Linked DNA regions of Homo sapiens: region 2 is linked to region 1. Evidence: chromatin contacts called from ENCODE Hi-C or POLR2A ChIA-PET data. All regions are on one chromosome and are shown on one strand. Each heading gives the region's core, a stretch centred on a gene start or an enhancer-like site at or near the end of the contact. The rest is flanking DNA. Distances are from core to core; before and after follow the strand shown. Region 1 overlaps SYNPO2 (synaptopodin 2). Region 2 overlaps SYNPO2 (synaptopodin 2).

The links. Hi-C counts contacts between places; a loop is a spot of excess contacts on that map. ChIA-PET counts read pairs that join two places held with the same protein, here RNA polymerase II (POLR2A). Pooled maps may share reads with other maps.
Region 2: a map of tibial artery shows a loop between it and region 1 (4-fold over the local background). The contact joins two enhancer-like sites. A Hi-C loop is called at or near these places in 16 of 168 maps with a recorded cell type or tissue (CD14-positive monocyte, ascending aorta, chondrocyte and 9 more) and 8 of 50 pooled maps. POLR2A ChIA-PET finds 5 or more read pairs at or near these places in 5 of 52 experiments (AG04449, AG04450, BJ and 2 more).

Annotation. Positions count from the first base shown.
Region 1 is chr4:118,996,701-119,003,068 of GRCh38, reverse strand. The region is part of intron 1 of SYNPO2 (synaptopodin 2); the gene reads right to left. Among named protein-coding and RNA genes, the nearest start is that of SYNPO2-AS1, 15 kb to the right of the region's middle. Within about 2 kb of position 2,433, at least 8 of the 41 ENCODE cell types and tissues checked have a DNase peak (open chromatin) inside an H3K27ac peak, as active enhancers do; they include gastrocnemius medialis, where a contact is called at or near this core.
Region 2 is chr4:119,034,253-119,040,620 of GRCh38, reverse strand. The region is part of intron 4 of SYNPO2 (synaptopodin 2); the gene reads right to left. Among named protein-coding and RNA genes, the nearest start is that of SYNPO2-AS1, 53 kb to the right of the region's middle. Within about 2 kb of position 4,125, at least 4 of the 41 ENCODE cell types and tissues checked have a DNase peak (open chromatin) inside an H3K27ac peak, as active enhancers do; they include gastrocnemius medialis, where a contact is called at or near this core.

The DNA of each region.
Region 1 (6,368 bases), core at 1,184-3,683:
GATAAAAATAAAAGGAAAAAGCTAAGAAAATTAGAGAGGATGCATACAAATGGTTCAACAGCTAAATAACAGAAATTCCAGAATGAGAAAACAGAAAACAAAACGAATAAGTCATCAAATAATTCAAGAAAATTTCTTATAATTGAAGGCAAGCATTGCTGGATATAAAGGGCCTATACAATAGAGGAAAATATACTCAAATCAATAGCCTAGAATGCTATACCCAGATAAATTATCAATTAGGTGGGAGGGTAGAATAAAGATGGTATCAAATATACCCAGTCTTAAAAAATTCAGCTCTCATCACTTGTTCTTAGGAAGCAAATGGAGGAAGGGAACCACAAAAAAGAGGAAGAAAAACCAAAGAAATAGGGAATCCAACTTGAGAGAGAAAAGAGAAATCCCCAGGATGATTAAGAAGAGACTCCAGGAAGATAGCTGTGCACCTGGCAGAGAGTCACCAACTTAAATTAGAGGAGGGTAGAAGACTCCAGGAAAGATGGCTACAAAACCAATGACATTGGCCCAGCACAGTGGCTCACAGCACTTTGGGAGGCCGAGGCCGGTGGATCACAAGGTCAGGAGATCGAGACCAGCCTGGCCAACATGGTGAAACCCCATCTCTACTAACAATACAAAAATTAGCCAGGCGTGGTGGTAAGCACCTGTAGTCCCAACTACTTGGGAGGCTGAGGCAGGAGAATTGCTTGAACTGGGGAGGCAGAGGTTGCAGTGAGCTGAGATCACGCCGTTGCACTCCAGCCTGGGTGACAGAGCAAGACTCCATCTCAGAAGAAAAAAAATGACATTGATAGCACTCCTGATATATTTTAAAATACCAGGAGGACAGTTAGATGGAGTGAGTTTGGGGATGAACTAATGACAAATACTTAGAAAACTAAAATCTTAAAAAGAAAGACAGTTGTCAATTATCAGGAGAAAATAATTTATGCAGGAAAGGAAAAAGTATTCCTAACATACTACCTGGCTAAGCTTAATAATCTAAGCACTGAATAGTGATTCAATCAAAATATAATTATATTGGGAGGATGGGGGGCACTAGGTAATCATATGAGCTTGAAGTAGGGACTGGAGAAGGGTAACAGAACTATTTATCTTCATCTTCCGTTGTGACATAACAATGAATAATTTTTACAACTGAGAAAAATCAAGAAATCACACAGATGTATATTTTAGAAATAAGAAAACTAGACAAAGGTAAACACAGATGTATATTTTAGAAATAAGAAGAAAACTAGACAAAGGTAAACACAGATGTATATTTTAGAAATAAGAAGAAAACTAGACAAAGGTAAAAAGAATATGTTTTGCTTTTGGGAAATCTAAAATTGATGGTTTTTCATAAAACGTATTCTAGAACTATTTGACTCTTTAAACTAGGTATATGTAACTTTGATAAAGAATAAGAACTAAATTTTAAAAAGCGTCATGGCTTTTCAATAAATCCTTGCATTTTTGATATTTTGGCTTCCCGGTATACTGGATTTGAGTGACCTGTGAATTTAAACTTAAACTCTGGACAAATAAAAGTTGCCTTGACTTTCTAAAAGTTCTGCTGTAGAATATTAAATAATCTATGTGCTATGGACATGAAGGGTTAAATAGCTACTTACCTATTTCTTCAGTTAACAATGAGTATCTACTTAAGGACAATATTAAAGTGCTGTTTTTATTTCAGTATCTGTCCTTAGTCTAGAAGTCAGTATCTAAATATAAATATATATAAATGTATCTGTGTCTCGTGTACAAGGCTATGTTTGATTTAAGATTTTGAGGTGGAGAAGCAATTTTTCTTTCTCTCTTCCATTTTTTTTCTGTCAATTGATCCATTCTTCTTTTAACTATGTATGGAAGGGCCATAGGGCTAGGACACTGCACAGGTTCAAGGGGGCATGGCCACATTAGACACATGTTAATGGCACCCCCCATGGGGCACAAAGCCAAGGAGAAAACGAACAGTGGGTATGAAAATGGAGAGACTTTTTACCTCTTGAGGGGAAAGTGTGAGGGTAGAAAGAACAGCCATGTGGAATAGAAATTCTATGATGGAGAGCTCAAATATAACTTCACTTCACTGCACTCATATGAAACTCTAGGCCTAATAGATTTGTGCCCCAGTGAATGGTTTCAGGTGGTTACAGATTTTCTAGACTTATGTCTCAGCAGATGTTGCGAGAGAGAAAAAAAGAAAAGAAAGAAAGAAAGAACAGCAGGAAGACATGGACCCTCTCTGCAAATGACATAATTGAATTCTAAGAAGTGGAATTAAAAGTTTTTGTTATTTCAACTTGTTAATCTTTGCTTCTTCTCTCTCCTGTCCACCTCCCTTCCCCTTTCTCCTGGAATCCAGCCCTGGCAACTCAGATAGCGATGAGGTCATGGGCTTCAAAATATGGCCATGGTATGAAGGTGGCAGCACAAATTTTTAAACAACATTTCAGCACCATGCCACATTGCCGAGAAGGAAGCCTGTGTAATGTGAGCAACTATAGCTCATGCTATTTTATTAATCCTGGGTGGTGATCCCTGGGGTTGTATTACTCGTGTGTGTCTGTTTCTCTCTGTGTGTCTGTGGGTGTCTTCTGCTGTTTTACATGACAGTCATCAGGAAGTCTTCCTCAGCTTGGACATATCAAAGGGAGGCGGGCTCTCATTTATTATTAGCAAGGTCTTTCACATTAAAAGCAAAGAAAGAGTGAAAGGAGAATGATCCTCTCAGACCCAGGAAAATGAAGGACAGGTTATCTCAGTGGGTTACAAGTGGTCTTTTTCCTTCACAAGGAAACAATGCCTCACATCTCACATCCCCTACCTGTGTCAGTGTCTTGCTTTTTATTACCTCATTAAGTCGCCAAACCTTGCTACCTGGTGGAAAAAGATTGATAGTGTGATAACAGGAAGGCTGTCTTGCTCACATTGCAACAGAGAGAGTGGCTCACATTGAACCATGATTGTGCCACTGCACTCCAGTCTGGGTAGCAGAATGAGACTCTGATTTACTTATTAAAGGAGAGTTGCTTTTTTCCCAGATAAACCCATGGTCAGGAGCTTCTTTCTGTTTAAAGGGCCTTTCCCTAAAGCTCCTTCAACTTTTCTTTTGCCAGCTTCTTCAGAGAACAAATGACTTCTTGGGCAAATACACGGTGGTATTGAACATCTCTACTTCAAAACCTTTAAAAAGTACCAGGCAATAGTGCAAAACCCTGAAGATGGTAGTAGATTAGAAGGAAACTGTTCTCTGTGTTCAGAATCTACCCTATGTGCCCCAGAATGTCCTTCTGTCTTCAAATATGATTTATCCTGCAAAGCCCAGATCAATGAAGCCCTTCACCTGATTATTCTCCTGTACTCCCCAGGAAGAGGTATTATTAGTCTATAAACTCAGTAAAAATTACTTTGCAGCCTTGGCAACATAGCAAGACCCCATCTCTACATAAATAAATACATGCATACATACATACATACATACAAGCTAGCTGGGTGCGGTGGTATGCACCTGTATCTCTCTTCTGGTACTTTATATTGTAATTATTAGATAATATATTATCTCTACTATCTTTACAAAAGCAGAAACCTTATTTTAATCTTATTATCCAGGCTGGGTGCCATGGTTCACGCCTATAATTCCAGCGCTTTGGGAGGCTGAAGCAGGAGGATCGTTTGAACCCAGGAGCTTGAGACCAGCCTGGACAACATGATGAAACCCCGTCTCTACAAAAAATTAAAAAAAAATTAGCTGGGCACAGTGGCACGTGCCTGTAGTCTGAGCTATTTGGGAGGCTGAGGTGAGAGGATCACCTGATCCTGGGAGGTGGAGACTGCGGTGAGCCATGGTGGTGCCACTGCACTCCAGCCTGGGGTGACAGAGTGAGACCCTGTCTCGAAAAACAAAAAAACTTATCCATCATGGTAAATGAGTAATAATAACAGCTAAACATTTCACTTTACATACATTATCTCTAATCCTCACAATAACCCTGAGAGGTAAAGGCTGTTAAATCCATTTTCCAGAAGACAAAACTAAATCTTTGAGATGTTACATGGCTTGCCCAAGATCACACGGTCAACAAGTGTCCAGCTCTGCTGACGTTTAAAGGACCTCCTGTGCTCTGCACATTCTAGTACAAGTTAGAAAGAAAAAACAAAACAAAAACAAAAACAAAAACAGAGTAAGAGAGAGAGGGAGGGAGGGAGTGGGGAGGAGGGATGGAGAGGAAGAAGAGTTAATCTCAAACTTTGATCCATTTATTGGAATAATACTTCACAGACTCACAAAGTTGCAGAGTTGTGAAAGATTGAAAACATTAAAACACCTACCCTCTATTTTTCACAGACAGAACAACTGAGATCCAGAGAAGTTAAGATCCCTGTTAAAGGTTGCACAGCAACTGACACAGCTGAAACTAGCACAGACCTCAGTGATCTTGAGTCACACTCTAAGGTGACTTTCTCTGTGAGATGTAACTTTTGAACCAGGCACTAAGATATTAATACTCATTTAAAACAGGATAGCAACTAATAGACATGTAAACTTGCCTGTTTTAACTCTGGTTTACTGAAATTCTCTGGCTCCTAAGAAGCAAGAATTACAATTTTTTAAAGTTTTCATGATTAATTTTCTCATCATCAGACACATAGAAAATACCTAAAATACACACGATATTACATGATATTACACGATAATATAATTCTCTTTTGTTTGTTCACCAGAAAGGAAACTTTGCCCTTAAAGTGTGTTTCACTGCTTAGCAGTCCTAGCAATACAAATAATGCTTCATCCTTGAGCGCTCTCTTAAATTCATACTTTCAAACAGCAAAAAGGCTGCAAAATTTAGAATATGACCAAGCCAGTGAAGTGTGCATATTAAAAATATATTTACATAATTCAAGGCCTTGTAATTTTCCTCAAATAACTGACACATACTTTTTGAAAAATGCGGTTATCAAGCAGTGCAGTTAACCAAGTCCTAGTCTCCCATCCTTACCACCCCCGTCAGAATCCTAACACTGTCTTCTCCAGGAAGCGCCCCTCTCCTTTCTCCTCAATTCCCCCAAAGCTATTTTACTGTCAGGAGTCAGGGACATCTAAGATCTTGGAAATAAGATAACAGGGCTTGCCTTGGAGGGTTAACTCTAAATCAACAGGTTGCCTATGAGAACAGAAATGTTTAAAGTTGCCTCATAAGTGGACTGAGCACAGAACAGAGCTGACTAATGGGAGGTATTAACATGTCTAAGGAAAGAATGTGTCTTTCTGAATGGGTTGTCTAGAAATAGAAATTAGAAAAGAGTCATAGACAAACAGTGCCCATAAAAGTACTGCCCAGAGAAGAAGGCAGCCAGACTAAAGATTTGCTCTGCCTGGTGCAAGTAACAGGTGCATTCAACTGCAGAGGTGAGCAGAGCAGGCATCCACTATTGAATCTTTCAACTCACAGACTTTGTTCTGATTTCACACTCACAAATCTAGCTTTACTAATAAATTTGGTTCCTAAGGGAAACTATCACACTGACCAGAAGATGCAGGTATTCAGTCTTATCAATATGTTTTTTCCCTCCCTCTGAAGCAAGAAACTAGAATTCTAGTTTAGCCTCAGTGTCCCGTGTCTTCAGGTAGCATGAGTATAGTATCCCTAGATATTGTTTGAACAATGACAAAACTGGTTTAGAATCTGCATATTTGAGAGTCAGCTGGGGACTATGCTACACTGACAAAGGTAAGGCCATCTTGAGAGATCTTATATCAGCCAGTCAATCAATGTTTCCCTACCTCATTACATTTTCTTTTAATTTTTTTTTTTTTTTTTTGAGACGGAGTCTCGCTCTGTCGCCCAGGCTGGAGTGCAGTGGCGGGATCTCGGCTCACTGCAAGCTCCGCCTCCCGGGTTCACGCCATTCTCCTGCCTCAGCCTCCCAAGTAGCTGGGACTACAGGCGCCCGCCACTACGCCCTGCTAATTTTTTGTATTTTTAGTACAGACGGGGTTTCACCGTTTTAGCCGGGATGGTCTCGATCTCCTGACCTCGTGATCCGCCCGCCTCGGCCTCCCAAAGTGCTGGGATTACAGGCGTGAGCCACCGCGCCCGGCCTTTTTTCTTTTAAATTTTTGTCAAAATTAATTGACTTCTTTTCTGCTTGCAAATGGACATTTATTGATTGCTCTGTCTTATGACACTTTTTTTTTTTTTTTTGAGACAGAGTCTCACTCTGTCACCCAGGCTGGAGTGCAGTGGCGCGATCTCAGCTCACCGCAACCTCTGCCTCCCAGGTTCGAGCGATTCTCCTACCTCAGCCTCCCGAGTAACTGGGACTACAGGCGTGTGCCACCACGCCTGGCTTATTTTTTG
Region 2 (6,368 bases), core at 2,876-5,375, 36 kb before region 1:
CATTCATTCTATTTAACATTGGTACTTTGAACTGAAAACAGTGTCTTTATAGTAGAGGCTCAAAGCTGATGTTATTTTATAAAAATATTGAACCAGTCTTTTTGAATCTGATCTCATCTTTGTATACCACGAAAAGAATGCTGGCACAATAGATGAACACAAAGCAGGAAAAAATGGACAAACAGGCTGAATACAGAGGAATGTAAACATATAAACTTCAGTAAGAAGAAAAAAGAGAAGAAACAAAGATCTCTCAACGACTCCTGGGAATAGATTTCTTGTGTCAATGTGAAATTTATAGCGACACTCCTTCTACTTTTCCTATTTTAGTTGTGGGTCTCAAACTGGGATTCATATTAACAGAGAACACAAAAGAACTTGTTTAATTGTGTTTTCCTCATTGGAAGTTTTTAAAATAGTAGCTATTGTTTATTGAGTGCCCCTTAGAAGAATAATAATAGCTAACATGTGTTGAATACTTTCTCTGTGCCAGGCAGTGTTTTATATACAAAATGCATATTGTTTCATTTAATCTTCATAACAACTTGTGAGGTACACCTATTATTGTCTTCGTTTCACAGCTGAGGTATTGAAGCACAGGGCGACTGAATCCTTTGTTTAAAGTCTCCCAACCAGCAGGAGGCAGGCCTGGGACTCAGAGGCAGGCAGCGCGGCCCTAGAGCCCACACTCTTAATCACTACCAATGTACTTCTTGTGGGCTCAAGGTTTACACACCTTATCTCATCTAATAGTATGTGAAGTTCATTTAAGACATGATTACCTTTTGCTTTTCCTAAATTAAAAAAAAGTCTTGTCTTCTTTTTAATTTAAAAATTGGAAGGAACCTTATTCTCTGCATTATTGTTACTGAAATTTGAGGGTTTCTCTCATCACTATTCTGTTCTTCCTTTATTTGCCAGGTATAAATTACCATAACTCTGGTAATATGTGATGCTGGTTGGCTGGAAGCGGTAGGTGTTTGAGGCGTGTGGTCTAGTGCACTGTGGGAATTTGTTCAACAGAAACCAGCAAAATGTTGAGCTTCCCTTCGCCATTATTGAGTTGTAATAAGCAAATAGGCTGATGGAGATAAAAACTACAGCTTTTCCCCATGCACCCTGTTTAAAAATGTCTATTGCTTGGAGCTACCAAACTCTAAGATGTTGCACTATTTCTTATTTTGATTTAGAAGGTTTAGTGTAACTTTGGAGTTATCTCTGAGACATGTAAAACTCATCACTTCTGATGAGCAGTTCCTTTTACCTGTGACCTGAGTCTTCTTGCAATCAGGGGAGGTAGTATAGCCTTGTGATTAGATGATGGCCATAGAGTTTGACTGTTGGGTCCCGAGGCTTAGCCCTACCATGTTACACAAGTTCCTTAAGTTTTCTTTACCTCAATTTTCTCATCTTAAAGTGGGATGATAATAGTACCTACATCATACTTTCATCATTTTGTGGTGACCAAAAAAGTGCTTAGAGTGGTACCTAGCACATCTTAAGCCCCCATAATTGTTACCTTATTAGTGGTTCTATGATTTTAAATTAAGTCAATAAAGCTCTGCAAATGTAATGAGTTTTTACAATTAACCTAGAAGCTCACATCTTCTTTTTTTGAAGTTGGTGATGGGACTGTTCCAAACCCATGTTTAGAATCTATCACACTAGTTCCTCAGGAGATGTTTTCAAAATAACAATGATATATAAAAGGAAAAAAAAAAAACCACTGGAAAAAATGTAAGGTTTAAAAGTGTCCTTGCTGGGAAGCCTTTGACAGAAATAATTGTTGAGAAATCTTCCACTGAGGAATCTTTGAGGTGGGAAGGGTTTGCTGCCTCATGCACTTGACTGCTGTCCTGACTGGGATTGGCACCGTGACACTCTAAGATTCCAGGGGTAACTCTTTTTCAGAGTGTAGTCTGAAATACTGAAAACTTGTGACTCCCTCAGCGTTATTCTGTTTAGAATTATTCTTGTTGAAATGCCTTAAGTTATTATTGGTTTAGTAGCAAGCCATGCTAGGTGCTGATTCACTACTTAATAAGAAAGTTCCCTGAGTTACATTTAGTTAAAATGGCAGAAAGCCAAAGGGAGCACTTCCTTTTATGCAGAGTTTGATTATGCTTTATTTTTAAAAATCACATTCTTCCCCATTCCCAGCCAACGAACAACACTATTCATTCTGAAATAAGAAAATGAAAGAATTTTGAGAAGTCACACAACATTGCTGTAAATTTCATTTTTTTTTTTTACTAATAAAACAGATGCTTCTTTCTCAGAGATGGGTTTTCACTTTCAACATGCGTCATAGCATCTGATTTTCTGAGCCATCTTGGGAAATGGAGTCTTTCCTAATGTCATTGAATGTGGTCAAAGCTATCTACAAAGCAGAGACAGTAGGCTCTTGGTGAATCAGTTTGGGAAATTCACAATTAAGCAGTCTCAGGGAGTGAAATTCCGGGGTCTGATGAGACTGTGGAAACCATGTGGTACTGTAGGGAGAGCACAGGTTTGGATGCCAGACAAATATCTAAATCTAACCCTAATCCACTGCTTATAAGCTTAGTGATTGTTGCACAAGTTGTTTAGCTTCTCTGAGCTTAGATACCTCATCTGTAAAATGGGAATAATACCTTCTTTTTAGTGTAATTCTGAAGAATAATGAAATCACAGTATAATTGGTTAAGAATTCAGGCTGCAGACTGAATCCAGGGGCCATTACTTAACATCGTATGATCTTTGGCAAGTTACTTAGCCTCTTTGTGCCTCAGAATCTCATCTGTAATCTATAAAATGGGGATAATGATCATACCTAGCTCACAAGGACTGCTGATTAAAAGCAGTAATCTGTGAAAGATACTCAGCACAAATCAGGGCCCAAATTTTGTGCTCAGCTAATGTTAGCTATTATCAAAACTTATGTAAAATATTTAACACAGTTCCTGCATATAGTAGAAACTTAATACATTAACTCCTGTCTTTTCCTCAGGACCCATGAGATTATTTGAATGACTGCCACAGCTTCTGTCCCCACTCATGTCATCCTGACTTGAACCAAAATGCTTGATTTTGGGTTGTTGCATGGCCTTGATTATTGCACCAAATAAAAGTATCAAAGATTCTCTGACTTCTACCGTGTATCCTGAAGAAAAGACAAATGAAAACACTATGGCTTTTGTTATTTACTTCCAAGAAGAACATTTTTCTGTTTATTCTTAGAATGTGAATTTTTTTTTTCAACTCAGGGCCAAGTACAAACTTTTGATTTTTGAAATTTTTTCAACTCAGGGCCAAGTACAATCTTTTGATTTAAAAATTTTTTTTCATGAACAAACCATCAGTAGTTATTAAGGAGCCCAAGAAATAGGAGATGTGAAAGCAGGATTTCTTTGTGTTTCCTTTGAATGTTGTTATTTTGAGTATTATCATTATCAGGTAGAGGAAGAAAGGTAGGCTGGGAAGTAGGTCCTTATGATATCTTGACTATGGATCCCAGATTTACATTTCACCTGTCACAGAGCACACATAATTTAGATAAACATGTCAAGAATGACATAAACAGAGGTAAACACAAGGAGCTTTACATTTGGAACCAAAAAATAAAAATTAGAAAAATTATTACCTATATTAATAACAAAAAAATTACTTAAACTCTAGGACCCTGTAGGAGTCTAGCTTTCTCCCCTGTATACTTGGGATGCACTTTATTGGCTGGCAAACCTTTGATAAAATCAGAAGTTTGAGAAATGTTTGACAGGACTTGATATTTAAAATTAAATTTCTCTTTATTCAATTGCCTCTGAGTAGTGCTGTGATTTCCAAGTGCCAGGTAGTTAGGTGTACAAATATACATACCACAGAAACATACAGTTTTTAAAAAAATTAAGAAACTGGCTGCATCTGACGACATCAAGAAAAAAGATAATTCTGATTCAAGGGCTTCTCCAGAAGATGGGGTTTCATTGGCATGACGCTCATAGGATGACCTGTCATTTTTGTACTATTTTTTCTAGAACCATAGAGGGATGACAGTAACTGGCTTCTTAGAGCAATTTTGCCTGGTGTCTGGATCCTGTGGGAATTTATTAGCCTGCTTTGTGGCCCTTGGCCAACCCTGGTAGGACATCTAGAGAAGAATTCAATTCTGCTTTTTCCCAGAATAATTGTTGACTAACTCGGCAACACCAAAGTGTCACAGGCATCTTTGTGTCCCCCAGAGTCCAATGATATGTGGACCCAAGACCAGCGAGGGTCATGTTTCTGGGAATACAGTGTTGGTTCTTAGAATTTATATATTTTTTCTCATGAACTTATAAAAATGTTTAAAAACAAACTCAACAACCCTGATTTTAAAGAGAATGAGCACACGCCCCACGACTTCCCTCTAGAAGCATTTTAAGCATTTAGCTTTTCAAAAAACAATCATTTCTTTTTGATGACCATGACTTCAAATGCCCTGCCTGCTGGGCCAGTTGTGACTCATCAAATAGCAACTGATTTCAATAATTCACCCTTAGAATGGGGGTGCTTGCAGGAGCCCTAGTTTATAACTGGATGAAATGATACGCAGCCAAGGGCCTTTATTTGAGAAATTAAATCTAAACGCAGACACTAACAGCCATGTGTCTTCTGCTCTTAGGAGGGTTTACTGTGAAAGAGCCACACAGAGTGTTCGACATGCCTCTTAGCAGCCGAATGACCTTCAAAGTTCTTTAACCTTGTAACTGCAAATAGGAAAATGGTCTCACATACGTTAGTCTACCCCCTTTCAATGTAGATCAGGTGTTTTTTTTTTTTTTTTGGACATCTCAGATGTGACTCTTGCTGCCAGGCTAGAATTTAGGCTATGTGATAATTCTCAGCTGTCCTACAATGCCTGCTTCTTGAAAGAAGTCGGCACTTTCTAGAATAGCTAAATAACCTGGGCTTATTTTAAAGAACTATTTGTAGCTCAGATTGGTTTTCCTATGGCTAAAATAAGTGCTTCTTGTGAAAATTAAATAAAACAGTTAATTCAAAGCCTTGATATATGTTACCACTAACAATCATACTAAATATATTTTGAAGTACAAAGTTTGACATGCTCTAGAGTGACAACCCAAATGTGTCTTACAAAACACGTTCCTAACAAGGTATGCTTTACACTACCAATGCAGAAACTGTGTTTGTTTTCCTCTCTAAAAAACAGGATGTGTCAAAATGATAAATATTCTAAGATTAAAGTGGCAATGCTCAGATTCCCAATCTTACCAGTTCTGGGATTCACTCTGCCCTCCTAGAAGACTGAGGGGAATATGCTGTACTTACATGTCCATGGAACCTTCCTTCCTCCTAGAATCCCAAGCGTTATGCAGATTCATTATAGCACAACATTCCCGTCAGGAAGAGAGGTTTGACACATGATTAAGGGGAAACTTGTGGAAAGAGAAATGTTTAAGGTCCTGCAGAAAGTCAGTGACTGTAATGACCTTTTTCATTTATATTCCAGTGCCTGTATTTAAACCATGCAGTGGATTTGGGATAATATACATAAGGCACCTAACATAACATAGGAACTCGTAAATGATTGTCGCTCTTGAGCTGGCAATGAAAACCGACTTCGTGGATGCTCTGCCTAGAAATTATGCTAAGGACAAAGGAAGAGGCAAAGTCCTAAAAACTAAACAAAAACTGCCTCCCTACACCTCATAACCAGCGGACCAACCAATCAAGCTAATACCAACACAGCTAAGGCAACAACACTCAGATTGAAAATGTACCCCATGGGAGGGAGGCTGACGTCTGGAGGTCTAACTCTCCCTTCTGTCACACTGACATCACTTCCTTGGCCCCAACCTGAAAGGTGGCACATATAGCCCCTGGTGGGCAGACAGGGAAAGCAAATTCCTCTTACTCCAGGGAGCTGGTTAGTCCTTCTTCCTCCCACTTCCCATCTCCCTCAGAGTGAGGTCAGACTTTGTTGTGGATATTGTTTTGGAGAACTTCCACCCTCTTCTATAAAGTGGGACTGTATGGTCCAAGATGAGACCTATGCTGCCAGTGCCCAGCTGAAGTTGTAGATGCTTTTACTGCATGCCTGACATGCCTCTTACAAGGTTTTGGAGAACTCCAAATAGTCCTAGGATGACCAGAAGGCATAGTCATGTTATTTGCATCTTTAGTTATCAACTCCAAATAGTGGCTCTGCTAAGATTGCCACCTGTCCAACAGGAAATGGAAAGAAAACACTTCTCATTCCTGCATACCACACCACTAGACAACTGGAAATACTTCTGGGTCATTACCATCCTAGGATACTTTTAAGCCGATGATCTCAAACCGACTACCTGTGTGTTCCATGTCTTTCCTCTAATTCATGCCGCTCTTTA